Regions from separate parts of the Homo sapiens genome. Here region 2 is linked to region 1. The links are chromatin contacts, found by Hi-C or POLR2A ChIA-PET in ENCODE. All regions are on one chromosome and are shown on one strand. The core of a region is the stretch at or near the end of the contact, and the rest is flanking DNA. Distances in the headings are between cores, read along the strand shown. Region 1 overlaps IL2RA (interleukin 2 receptor subunit alpha). Region 2 overlaps ANKRD16 (ankyrin repeat domain 16).

Region 1 (6,523 bases), core at 14-2,513:
AGAGTTTCCCGGGAGTTTTGGGGATGACACCCGGCTGCATGCGTGACATCTCGCTGGCTGGGGGCAGGCCTGGTGGCTTCCCCGACAATGAAACCAGGCAGAGCCTGCAACCCAGCTGAGCACCAGTGTGGTCTCTGCTTCCGGTCCTTGTGGTAGCACCTCTGTTTACAGCCTGATTTAGAACAAAAAGAACTTTTGTAAAGGAGAAAACTCCTTATATTAAATGGAAAGCAAAACAAACAATTACCAAAAAAAAAAAAAAGTTGGAGGGGTGTTTCAGAATAAAAGAGCCGTCTCTCCAGACATCTGTCTGACGCCCAGGTGGCGCTGAGACCACAGGGTGAGCCTTTTGGCTGGAGATGTTGATCCCTGGTTTACTGCACTTCGGGCTTTCACTACCTTTCACCCACCGGACCATCAGTTTCACTTTCCCTCTCCCAGCGTCTCTCAAGCTCTGCTTCTCTGGCCCCGTTTTCAATCTAGTGCAAGAGGACCTGTAGCCAGGGCACCCATCCTCCTCCTCCTCGTCCTGCACTGGGATCCCAGCTCTGAGCACTCCCGGGCCAGGGAGGCCTTGCTGCGTGCTCTGCTTCTGTGATCTTACAGATTCCTCATGGCCACCATAGGAGATGGGGACTGTTAGCACTATTCCCCCACCCCAACCACCTTTTTTTTGAGACAGAGTCTCACTCTGTTGCCCAGACTGGAGTGCAGTGGTATGATCTCGGCTCACTGCAACCTCTGCCTCCCGGGTTCAAGAGATTCTCATGCCTCAGCCTCCCCAGTAGCTGGGATTACAGGCATGCCCCATCGCCATGCCTGACTAATTTTTGTATTTTTAGTAGAGACAGGTTAGTAGAGACCATGTTGGCCAGGCTGGTCTCAAACTCCTGACCTCAATTGATCCACCAGTCTCAGCCTCCCAAAGTGCTGGGATTACAGGCTTGAGCCACCACGCCCTGCCACCATTCCCATTTTACGGATGAGGAAACTGAGACCATGAGGCAGTAATTCACTCTCCCAAGAAAGCAAGGAGCCAGTAGATCTGAGCAGAACCCATGCATTCAGGCCGACACAGGAAGCAAGCTGTCAACAGGCACTGTTCATCTCCTGGGCTGCCTAGGCAGGCCCTGAAGCTCTGGTTTTCAGTCACCCTGTTATTCATCCCCAAGTTAATCTCCCCTGAAAGCACCTGTCGTGATGCCCTTTCGGCTGCAAGAGCTCCAGTCATTTCCATTGCCTCAGGGGCACTTTGCTACCTCCTCTGCCTGGCACACAACATGCTCCCCAGCCAAGACTGTTCCCTCAGCACATAGCACGCCTTGGCCAGCAGGTCTCCTCCTGTCCTTCAAAGGGAACCTCCTCATTTGTGATTTCAAAGCTGGACTCCCAGGAACACCCTCCTCCCTTACTGGAACAATCTTCCCCATCTTGTCTGCCTACCGGAATTTTTCCCAACCAGAAAAGCGTCTTGAGAGAATGGAAAAGTCTTATGAATTTGGAAAGTTGACAGCTTGAATTCAAATCCTAGCTTGAACTTGTGAATTTCTACTTTCCTTTACGAAAACCTTTGCATGCCATTCTGTGCAGGCACTAGCAAGGTGGTGGGAGGGAGATGGATACAGTAGGGTGAGTGCCGTGTAAAGAAAAGGGAGCAAAGTCTGGGACTGCAGAGAAATGCCACAAAGCACAGACAGAAGAGTCCCGGAGGCTTCCCAGAGAAAGATGACAGCCAATGGGAGACCTCCAGGGAAAGCAGGAGTTAAGAAGGTAGAAATGCATTAGGGAAGTGTGGCATGAGCATGATGGTCAATTTCAATGTGTCCACTTGCCTGGGCTAAGGGATGCCCAGATAGCTGGCTAAACAGTCTCTCTGGGGGTGTCTGTGAGGGTATTTCCAGGAGACACTAGCATTTGAATTGAATAGACTGGGTAAATTTCTTGTTGGTAGACTGAGTAAAGAAAATCACCCTCACCAGTGTGGTGGGGATCATCCAACCATAGAGGACCAGAATAGAACAAGAAGGCAGAGGAAGGTTGCATTCTCTCTGTTCAAGCTGGGACATCCGTCGTCTGCTCTTGGACATTTGCACTCCTGGTTCTCCAGCTTTTGGACTCTGGGACTTACAGCAGGGCCCCTCTGCTCCTCAGGCCTTCAGTCTTAGACTGAGCCACACCACCAGCTTTCCTAGTTATCCAGCTCCAGCTGGCATATTGTGGGACTTCTCAGCCTCCATAATTGAGTGAGCCAACTCCCATTATAAATATTCTCTTATTTATCTACATACATCCTATTGGTTTTGTTTCTCTAGAGAAATTCTGTTTCCCTGAATAATACAATGACCAAGGCCCAAGACAAAACACATGGTGAGCTCCAAGAGCCACGCAGAGTCCCGCAAGGCAGGAGAGCTCAGGCACATAGTGGAAGCAGAGATTTTGAAGTTGGGCATGAGCTGTGTCTTGGAGTCTCCCCATGTCACTGGGCTTAAACTGTGTCCTGGAAGGAACAGAACATCCCAGAGGGGTCTCAGTCAGGGCATGGCTTGTACTTTGGAGAGACAGCATTGGGTTTATGTGAAGAATGAAGGAAGAAGAGAAAGCACTGGGTTTATGTGAAGAATGAAGGGAAGCAGAAAGGCAAACCCATAGGGCATTGAGTAACCTCCATGGAAGTCCATGAGGGTAGGGTTTTAACCTCGGTGGGCCTCAGCTTCTGTTCGTATAAAATGGGAATAACACAGACCCTGCTGGGTGCTGTAAGGCTACATAAGCTAGCCTGCCTAGAGTGACCAGAGCACACAGTAGGTGCTCACTAAATGTGACTTGCTGGGCTTCTAGTCTGCATGGCCAAAGGCCCTTCCCTCGGACCTTTCCGTGTGGATGCCTCACAGGCTGCTCAGTCTACACATCCAGAACTGTCCTCCCTCCCTGGAACCTACTCTTTCTCCTCTCTTTGCTATCTCAATGAATGGCACCCCATCCTCCCCATCGCCCAGGAAATCTGGGCAAAATCCTCATTTCTTCCTTGCTGTCCTCCATGCACCTAATAATCCAGCCTCAATTTTTGGCAATTCCAACTTCTAAAATCTCTTAACGCCAGCAACCCCTCTTCTTGCTTACTTATCACCACCCACCTCAGGACTCCCATGACAGCCTTCCTGTGATGCATGACGGGCACATGACAAGGGCAGTTGAGGGTCAGGGGCCACGGGAGCAGGATGCAGCCAGCACATGAGGGAGGATAGGCGGGAGGACAGGCAGACACTTGTGCGTAAGAGCACGCACTTGTCAGGCTGCCTGGGTCCAAGTCCTAGCTCCACCACTGAGGGGCTGTGTGTCTCTGGGCAAGTCACTGGGCCTCTCTGTGCCTTAGTTCCTGCCTCTAGAGAACGGAGATGAGAAGAACACATCACCTCATAATTAATTACTGCATAAGTAATAATTTTAATTATATTGACTATTATACTCTATTAGTGTATGATGTCTTTTATTATATATATTTATCATATAATATACTAATTATATTAATGAGTATACTATAGTATTTTATATAACATACCCTAATTGCTTATTATATATCTGTATAATTATTTTATCATATAAGATAATTTCATAAGCTAAGATGGTATTTTATATATTTCATTTATTATATATTTATATTTATATACTTTATTGTATTTGAATTGTGATGTCTAATAAAATAATAGATACGTTAATTATCCTTCATATTCATAATAAGCTCCTTCATTGGTGTCTGGGAAGCCGAGAACATTTGTGCGTGTGAGCTCTCCTGTGTGTTCGGCATGCAGTGTGTTGCGTCTCAGCTGACGTGATTGCTGTTTTTGGTGGCCCGGAGGCACAGGGTGCATGCTACAGGCAGGAAGAGCTTTGGAGCAGGCTGACTCCTGAGCTCTCCTCTGGTGCCGTGGCTTCTGAGGCCCCCAGGTGACAACCAGCCTTTGCCATTCTAGTGTTTCCTCTATGTTCATCCCGCGTTCTGAGTGTGGCACAGGCCACACTCCTGACCCCACCAGCATCAGGTGCTGTGCACATGGTATGAGGTCGGGATGGAGTGCTGTTGGCATGGGGGTTGTTCCTTGGGCTACCTGTGTCCACATGGTCTGATTAACCCCTTCTGCACATCAGCAAGGGTTCAGCACCTCCTCAGGGTTAGGGCATGCGCAGGGCATGCAGGGATTTGAGGGTCCTTGGACAATGCATGTTCTCCATGCAAGCATGCAGAGACATGGAGAGGGTCTTTGTCCCTTTCAGTCCTAACATTCTGTGGCTTCATAACTACTTGTCCCACACCCGAGTAAAAAGCAGGATCTTCTCAGCACTGTGCTGAGGAAGTCTTTAAACCTTCCAGTAGGACATGGGATCCCTGCCTGCATCTTAAGTTCCCATGTCCTTAGGAAACGTGGCCACCTTGGAATTCAGCTCTCCAAGAAGCCCAGTGTGAATGCCCATTGCAGGAGCATCTGAGCTCACCCCCACTAACCCTGAGGTATCTGTTGAAAAGAATAGAACCCACCCACTGAAACTATCAGAGATCAAATGTTGTGTGTTGACTAAGAATTTGTGTTAAGGCAGGGATAGTTGAGCACCAATGCTTTCAAGGAACTCTGGAGAAATGCAAGCCTGTATTTCCTCTCAGCATGGCTGCAGAAGAGGGCCAGGGCAGCAGACAGGCATTTTGACCCACTCACAGATGAATACAAAGACTAAACTCAGCAAAAGCCTTGAGGTTGCATTTATGTGTCTGAGAACAGTCCCTGGAGCACAGGCATGGGCTTTTGGTACCACGTAACCTACAACCGTAAGCTCTCTGCTCTATGCTGTCCACTCCATCAATCCCACAGTGCCTGAAATGTCATTGTCTTACCCGATGTCTGGGGTAGCATCTGTGAACACACGGATTTGACACTTTTATGATGCTGTTTGTCTCTACTGAACCCTTCTTAAGCAAAATCACAGTAGACTAGCAGATCATGGTAGTATCTGAAAGCGCCAGGACCCCAGAACCTCAATCAGTGCTCCCCACTTCCCATGGTTTTCTCCCTGTGTTTCCACATTTGGATTGTCATTGTCTGTGAAAAGGCATGATCCCTGTCAACAACACACAGTGTATGCAATGTGTGTCTTGTGTAAAACGGAGTGTGAATTCTTGAGAGCAGGAAGGAAAAGGGGTACAAGAGGTTCCCCTGCGAGATGGGTGAGGAGCAGGGCAGAGTGAGCCTGGCTGCTGGGAACCCCTGAGGAGAGCTCTGGAGAGGGTTCTGGACACGTGGGCTTGGTCAGCCTGACAATTAGGATTTGTGTTAACAGGACCGGCCCTCACCTGACACCAACTGGACTGAGGTTCCCAGGAGAAACTCTTAGCATCATGACTTTGGAGGTTGCCATCATTTTTGATGACTTTTTCTTTTTCCTTCTTTTCTGTTTCCCTCTTGTCAAGTTTCTACCTGTAAGTTATACTTACTTATTCTGTGTTTCTTTACAGTCTCAGGGGAAATTCCGTTGAGTTGAAAATTTCCTCAGCTCCTCGCTCCAGTTTCTCAGAAGAGTCTCTCTCCTTGCAGAAAAGACTGTGGGTGGGAGTCACCAATTTAGCATATTTCTACTAAAAATATGACTCCATCCCAAGAAATTGGTTTTAAAGATTTGAGGAAAAACTGCTTTTAGATTTCAGAGAAAGAAAAAGAGTGTGTTTCTACTTCCCCCTTTTAAATCTGATAACTTTTATTTTAATCAGGTTGACATTCTGTGGTGAGCTTGTGGTTAACTCTTTCATGCCCGGAAGCCTGTTGTCGACCGAGAAGACTCCCAGGATTAGAACATAACCAGCGCCCAACATTTCATTTGCAGAAGCATCTGAGGTCCCAAAATGTGATGGTTTAGCGGCAGCTGCTTGTAGGGGTATTTTTGGTTTCCTGCTTCTTTTTTCCCTTCTAAGTAAAGACAAAATAACTAGATCCCTCCACCCCACCACCCCATCATTTCGTTGTTGTTTAACAAGTGTTGAGTAAGGCACAGTTGTTCTCCAAAAGGGTCTTACCCTGTGAGTTACTCATTTTAGGGTTACGGAAACTCTGACTATTTGACCCAGTCAACCAGGCCTCAGAAACTGTGGGTCAGATAACAAATAACTCATGGTGCTTCTGTGCTAATTACTGCAGAGATGTGTCCAAGTGCTCGGAGATCTCCTCCTTGAAGCCAAGGTCTCCTCCTTGAACCACACCGCCTTCTTCTCCTTTCCCGAGGGAATCAGGCAACTTTTCTTTGATGACAGCAACTTCCTTAAATCCCCCAAGCCCTGAGACAGGCACTTTACTTCTCCCACATTTCCTTCAACATTTGTGCTTGCTGAATGAAACAAGGAAGGTGAATGTTTGCTTGAATGAACCAATCAATGGGTAACAGCACCAGTGCTAATGCTAATACACTCAACTACTCATTCAGAACCTACCATGGCCCAAGGCTTGTGCTCTGCTCTTGGGTGCTGATCCAGCAAAGAGTGGGT
Region 2 (6,406 bases), core at 1,512-4,011, 190 kb after region 1:
TCTGGGGGTAAGCTGAGAAGTCCTCCTGTGGGATGTAAGTTGTAAGCTTTGCATAGTTGTGGATTCTCCTTAAAAGAAAGCTTGGACATAAGGTATTTCACTCCATTTGCCTTCTCCCTTACAGAAAAGGTCAAGCTGCAGGATAGTATTGTAATTTATACTTCCCTCAGGTGGCCATTTTTCCCCATCAGAGAGAGAATATTGGGGCCAGGCTGTAGTGCAGAAAAAAATGAGCCACCTCTTTTTCAGGGTTTGTGGGTCAAACTGGTCCCAATGGCTTAGATGCATTTCAAGGGTGAGCCTGTTGATGCCTGAGTGTTTCCCATCTGGGTCGCCAAAATGTATCCGGACTTTATTCCTTCTGGTGCGTTCTTGGTCTCACTGACTTCAACAATGAAGCCGTGGACCTCGCAGTGAGTGTTACAGTCTTAAAGATGGTGCATCCAGAGTTGTTTGTTCTTCCCAGTGGGTTTGTGGTCTTGCTGACTTCAGGAATGAAGCCGCAGACCCTCACGGTGAGTGTTATGGCTCTTAAAGTTGGTGTGGACCCAAAGAATGAGCAGCAGCAAGATTTATTATGAAGAACAAAAGAACAAAGCTTCCACAGTGTGGAAGGGGACCCAAGTGGGTTGCTGCTGCTGGCAGGGGGTGGCCAGCTTTTATTCTCTTATTTGTCCCCGCCCACGTCCTGCTGATTGGTCCATTTTACAGAGTGCTGATTGGTCCACTTTACAGCGTGCTGATTGGTATGTTTACAATCCTTTAGCTAGACACAGAGCGCTGATTGGTACATTTTTACAGAGTGCTGATTGGTGCATTTACAATCCTTTAGCTACACAGAAAAGTTCTCCAAGTCCCCATTTGACCCAGGAAGTCCAGCTGGCTTCACCTCTCAGTATGAACCTTTAATATGAGCTCTGCCCTCTAACTTTGTGAGCGTACAGCACAGTAACATTCACCTCAGGCCCAGTGCTGCCCACCCATCTGGAGGACTGATTCTTCTGGCACAGGGGAAACTTGATCTGAATTGAGAGCAGCTCCCCCTTCCCTCTCCTGTGGGATCTGCATGTCTCCCAAGTTCCACAGTAATGCTGGTGTGGACACTGCGTTGGGGAGGCCTCGTGTTGAAAGCCCATGGAGTCAGGGACGTGGCAGGATCACTGGCTGTATAGCAGCAGCTGAGGGTCCCTGTCCTGCAGTTTTCTCCACCACAGTCAGCTGCTCCGGGACAGTAGGTGGAAAGTCAGAATTCACTAAGATGGGGACTTTTCCAGGCAAACAGAGCAGAAGGGTCATTTAGCACAGTGTCTGGTACAGGGGAAATGCCCAAAACACACAGCTTGTTACTATCTAGCGCCAGCCTCCCCTTCCCTTCTCCCTTCCAACTGCGCATGGGACTCTCCCTCTCTGACTGTGCAGCATGTAGAGCCAGGCCCTGTAGCCAGCAGCCCTGAGTCCAGCTGTGGGACCTTGTGCTAGCTGCTTGCCCTCTCTGAGCTTCTGTTTCATCTGTAAACTGAGATGATAATAACTCTTTCTTCACAGAGTTGCTGGGAGCCTGAGCACCTTTCGTTTTTCGGCTCAGAGAAAGCCAAGTGCAACTTGCTTCAGTCATCCTGAACCTGAGTTCAACCAACCGCAGCCACCTACGTTTGACCCCAGCGAGATCAAAGTTGTATATCTGAGGTGTACCAGTGGTGAAGTCAGTGCCACATCTGCACTGGCCCCCAAGGTCAGCTCCCTGGGTCTGTCTCCAAAAATGGTTGCTGATGACATCACCAACCATTGACTGGAAGAGTCTGAGGATGATAGTGAAACTGACCAGCCACAGCAGACAGGCCCAGATTGAGGTGGTGCCTTCTGCCTCTGCCCTGATCGTCACAACCCTCAGGAACCACCGACAGAAAGAAAGAAACACAAAAACATGAAACACAGTGGTAGCACCACTTCTGATGAGATTGTCAACATTGCCTAACAGATGCAGCAGCAGTCTTTAGCCAGAGAACTCTCTGGAACCATTAAAGAATTCCTGGGGGCCGGTTGCGGTGGCTCATGCCTGTAATCCCAGCACTTTGGGAGGCCGAGGCGGGAGGATCATGAGGTCAGGAGATCGAGACCATCCTGGCTAACGTGGTGAAACCCCGTCTCTTACTAAAAATACAAAAAAATTAGCCAGGCATGGTGGTGGGCGCCTGTAGTCCCAGCTACTCAGGAGGCTGAGGCAGGAGAATGCTGTGAACCCTGGAGGCAGAGCTTGCAGTGAGCCGAATATGCGCCACTGCACTCCAGCCTGGGCAACAGAGCAAGACTCCGTCTCCAAAAAAAAAAAAAAAAAAAAAGAATTCCTGGGGCCTGCCCAGTCTGTGAGCTGCCATGTTGATAGTATCACAGATGATACCAACAGTGAAGCTGTGGAATGCCCAGCTAGTTAAAGAATGCAAAGGAAAATATTTTCACAAAGGGTTATCTGATAACCAAAAAAAAAAAAGACATTTCATCTAAGCCACTTAACACCGTGTCTGATGTGTAGTAAATAATAAATGTCAATGATTCTCAAAGAACCCAGGAATAGAAAAAGCATTTAATAAAAATTAGCTCTTGGCATAATCTCTTCATCCACACCCAGCAGAGTCGTCAGATGTCTTCCAGGTTCACAAGAATTAATTTCTCCGCCCCTGTTCCTGCTTTGCACTTTGTAGCAATTATCCCATGGTTCGCCTTATGTTAGAACTATTTATATAAGTGGTAGTCAAGGCCACTGAGTCATGCATCCCTGGAGGTCAGTTACTATTTCTTTTTATGAGTCAGAGTCACTCTGCCGCCCAGGCTGGAGTGCAGTGGTACGATCTCGGCTCACTGCAACCTCCGCCCCCTGGGTTCAAGTGATTTTTCTGCCTCAGCCTCCCAAGTAGCTGGGATTACAGGCTCCCACCACCGTGCGCGGCTAATTTTTGTATTTTTAGTAGAGACAGGGTTTCATCATGTTGGCCAGGCTGGTCTCAAACTCCTGACCTCAGGTGATCCAACCGTCTCAGCCTCCCAAAGTGCTGGGATTACAGGCGTGAGCCACCGCACCCCGCCTGGGTCAGTTACTGTATCTTACGCACCTTACAAACCCCAGAAGGCTGCACACAGCTCCTGCACATGGTATGCCTTCAAGGAATTACCCATGGATTTGAATAAGGTTATATATGATGTAACACTCATGCGCTTTATTTCATTTTTAATGAGTTTATATTCTAAAATATTTGCTTCTGGGGAAAAATAATTCAGACAGTACAAATAAAGATTATTCCAAATAGGATCATATAACACTCTTGCAACTTTAAACTGAGTGCATTGTTTCTCATTAGTTCTTTTTGTTTTGTTATTTTCATTTTCTCATTAGTTCTTAAAGATCTACCTCATTCTTTTTAACTTTGCATAATGTTGCATTCTTTCTGACATTCCATCTTTCAGATGTGCCACAATTTGTCTAAGCTGTTCCCTATTTCTGGACATTTTAGGACATTCTGGGGTTGTTTAAGTTATTATAAACAGCAGTGCCGGACACATCTTTGTGTCCTTATGGGAATGACTGGAAGATAAATTCCTAGAAGCGGATCAAAGGATCTGTCCATTTTTTTAGGTTGCCAACTGTATCAGCTACAGTTCAGTTAGCAGAGACTAGCGTTCATTGGAGCCAGCTTATGCAGAAGATTTGTTACGGGGTCCTGATGGTATGCAGAATTGTCAGGAAGGCTCGAGAACAAATCTCGTTGAACTTTCAGGGACGATATCAAGGGCTGTACTTCAGACCTAGGCCTCAAAAAGAAGTGCCTTTTCAATCAGGAAAATCTTTGCCAGTATAGGAAGCTGCTGCCTTCGCTTCCAACTCCAGAAGCTTGCTGTCTTCATCTGCTACAGTCGAGAGGCCAAATGATCAGAAAACACTCCACAGAAAATCACTTGCAGCCTTTGCCAGTGGAAGCAGAAATACGGCTTTCGCTTCTGCTTTCCGAAACTCAAGCAATTAGCAGAATCCAACTCACATCTCAAAATCTGGACCTAGGGGAGCCTGGGGCATGTAGCTGGTAACTTCCCTGTGTCTGCAGTGTGGGGCTCACATGCCCAGGAGGCTGGGATGGGTCTTGAGCACCACAGACATCGCTTTTGCCAAGATTCCTTCCCAGGCATACCCATCACCAAAGCTGTGTGGTATCGCACTTTTTTTTTTTTTTTGAGACGGCGTCTCACTCTCGCCCAGGCTGGAGTGCAGTGGCACAATCTCAGCTCACTGCAACCTCCATCACCTGGGTTCAAGCGATTCTCCTGCCTCAGCCTCCCAAGTAGCTAGGATTATAGGCGCACACCACCACTTCCAGCTAATTTTTGTATTTTAGTAGAGATGGGGTTTCACCATGTTGGCCAGGCTGGTCTCAAACTCCTGACCTCAGGTGATCCACCAGCCTCGGCCTCCCAAAGTGCTGGGATTACAGGCGTGAGCCACTGCGCCTGGCCACGGTATCACACTTTTAATGGCCACTAACATGATGTACTATCTCATGATTTTAATTTTGCATTTCTTTTTTTTTTTTTTTTTAAAGACAGGGTCCTGTTCTGTTGCCCAGACTGGAGTGCAGTGGTGTGACCATAGCTCACTGCAGCCTTGACCTCCTAGGCTCAAGCAACCTCGACCTCCTAGGCTCAAGCAATCCTCCCTTCTCAGCCTCCTGAGCAGCTGGGACCACAAGCACGCACCAGCTCGCCCAGCTAATTTTTAAAATTTATGTAGAGATTCCACTTTTATAGGGGGGTCTCACTGTGTTGGCCAGGCTGGTCTCGAACTCCTGGCCTTAAGCAGTCCTTTCACCTTGGCCTCCAAAAGTGTTGGGATTACAGGCATAAGCCACCACACCCGGCCTTGGCATTTCTCAATCAGATTGAAGATCTTTAGATTTGTTTTTTTGGCCATTATAGCCCTTTTTCCTATTTTTACCTGTATCAGTTAGCTGTTACTAAATGACAGACCACCCCAAAGCTCACTGGGTTGAAACAGGAGTCTGTAGGGCATCTGGGTGGCTTTGCTGCTCGCAACTGGGCTCACTCCTGCGTCCCGTCAGCCAGTGAGTTGCTGAGCTGGTATAGGATGGCCTTGGGTGGATCAAGCTGGCTCTGCTCCCCATGGTCTCTCCATTCGGCTAGCCCAGGCTTATTTTTCATGACAGTGGCAGAGATTCAAGAGAGAAAAGAGACTTAAATGTGCTTTCCAGTCTCCGCTCTGTTTGTGTAGATGCTTCCATCCCATTGGCCAAAGCAAGGCATGGTCATGCCCAGAATTAGTGTAGGGGGCAGAACCCACAGACTGGACACAGAGGCCATTGATTGGGGCCATTAATGAAACCAGTTCTTGCTTCATCTTTTGACCATTGTTTTGTCTTGTTGATTTGTAAGAGTCATTTTTATATTGGGTAAATTAGCTCTACACATAATTTCAAATAATGACAAAATTTGGGTTATACATTTACAAGTAAAAAAAAAAACAGACTACAGCACAGCAGAAATAATCTCCTTTATAGCTCCTTTAAAAAAAAAGAGCTCTTGTGAGTAGATACAGGCATACACAGGCACTCACTACAATGCTGGGAGTGGGATGGCACAGATTCCTTGGATATGATAGGGTGTTTCTATTTAGATTACAGTATGTGGTACCTTTAAAGCAGCTCTCAGAGTTCTAGAGCTTCCACCTGTGCCAGCCTACAACATGCATGGTCTTTATTTTTCCCAGTGTTGCTGAAAATCCACGATTAGCTAAAAGGTAAATGAACGCAAAAGACGTAGGAACAAAATCCAGCTTGTGGCTCGTCCTGTCCCTTGAACACAGAGCCTTGGGTCTACCACATCCTTTCCTCTCTTCCAGCTGATACAGACTTAGATAATTCCATTTTGTGATTTAATATTAGATGGAGGTGGGGTGGCTCACACCTGTAATCCCAGCACTTTGGGAGGCTGAGGCTGGAGGATGCCTTGAGCCCAGGAGTTCACAGCTGCAGTGAGCTATGATCACACCACTGCACTCCAGCCTAGGTGACTGAGTGAGACCCTGTCTCTAAATAAAGACCAAAAAATAACAGTGGACTAAACCAAAGTTTATTTTCTTTCCCGCATAAGAGTCTGGGCATAGCCAAGTACAGATGAGCTCAACCAGCCCCAGGTGTCAGCCCCCCGGTTCCTTCTGCTGGTTGTTCTGCTGTCCTGAGTAGGTTGCCCTTTTCCATGTGGTCCAAGATTGCTCCCCAACCTGTGGAGGGGAACAGGAATGAAGGGGAGGGCCAGGCGCAGTGGCTCACACCTGTAATCCCAGCACTCTGGGAGGCTGAGGCAGGTGGATCACTTGAGGCCAGAAGTTCGAGACCAGCCTGGCCAA

What was found. Hi-C counts contacts between places; a loop is a spot of excess contacts on that map. ChIA-PET counts read pairs that join two places held with the same protein, here RNA polymerase II (POLR2A). Pooled maps may share reads with other maps.
Region 2: a loop to region 1 is called in a map of GM12878, with 2.5 times the contacts of the local background. The contact joins two enhancer-like sites. A Hi-C loop is called at or near these places in 1 of 168 maps with a recorded cell type or tissue (GM12878), 19 of 37 single-sample maps with no recorded cell type and 6 of 50 pooled maps. POLR2A ChIA-PET finds 5 or more read pairs at or near these places in 4 of 52 experiments (B cell, CD4-positive, alpha-beta T cell, OCI-LY7 and 1 more).

Annotation. Positions count from the first base shown.
Region 1 is chr10:6,044,796-6,051,318 of GRCh38, reverse strand. The region is part of intron 1 of IL2RA (interleukin 2 receptor subunit alpha); the gene reads left to right. Among named protein-coding and RNA genes, the nearest start is that of IL2RA-AS1, 13 kb to the right of the region's middle. RefSeq lists enhancers at 1-84, 175-304, 315-694. Within about 2 kb of position 1,263, at least 30 of the 41 ENCODE cell types and tissues checked have a DNase peak (open chromatin) inside an H3K27ac peak, as active enhancers do; they include B cell and GM12878, where a contact is called at or near this core.
Region 2 is chr10:5,857,831-5,864,236 of GRCh38, reverse strand. It overlaps ANKRD16 (ankyrin repeat domain 16), which reads left to right. Exons shown (of 8, transcript NM_019046.3): 8 at 1,546-2,621. It also overlaps the pseudogene RPL12P28. Among named protein-coding and RNA genes, the nearest start is that of TRV-TAC3-1, 7.3 kb to the right of the region's middle. RefSeq lists enhancers at 1,051-1,180, 1,381-1,450, 1,751-1,800. Within about 2 kb of position 2,761, at least 4 of the 41 ENCODE cell types and tissues checked have a DNase peak (open chromatin) inside an H3K27ac peak, as active enhancers do; they include B cell and GM12878, where a contact is called at or near this core.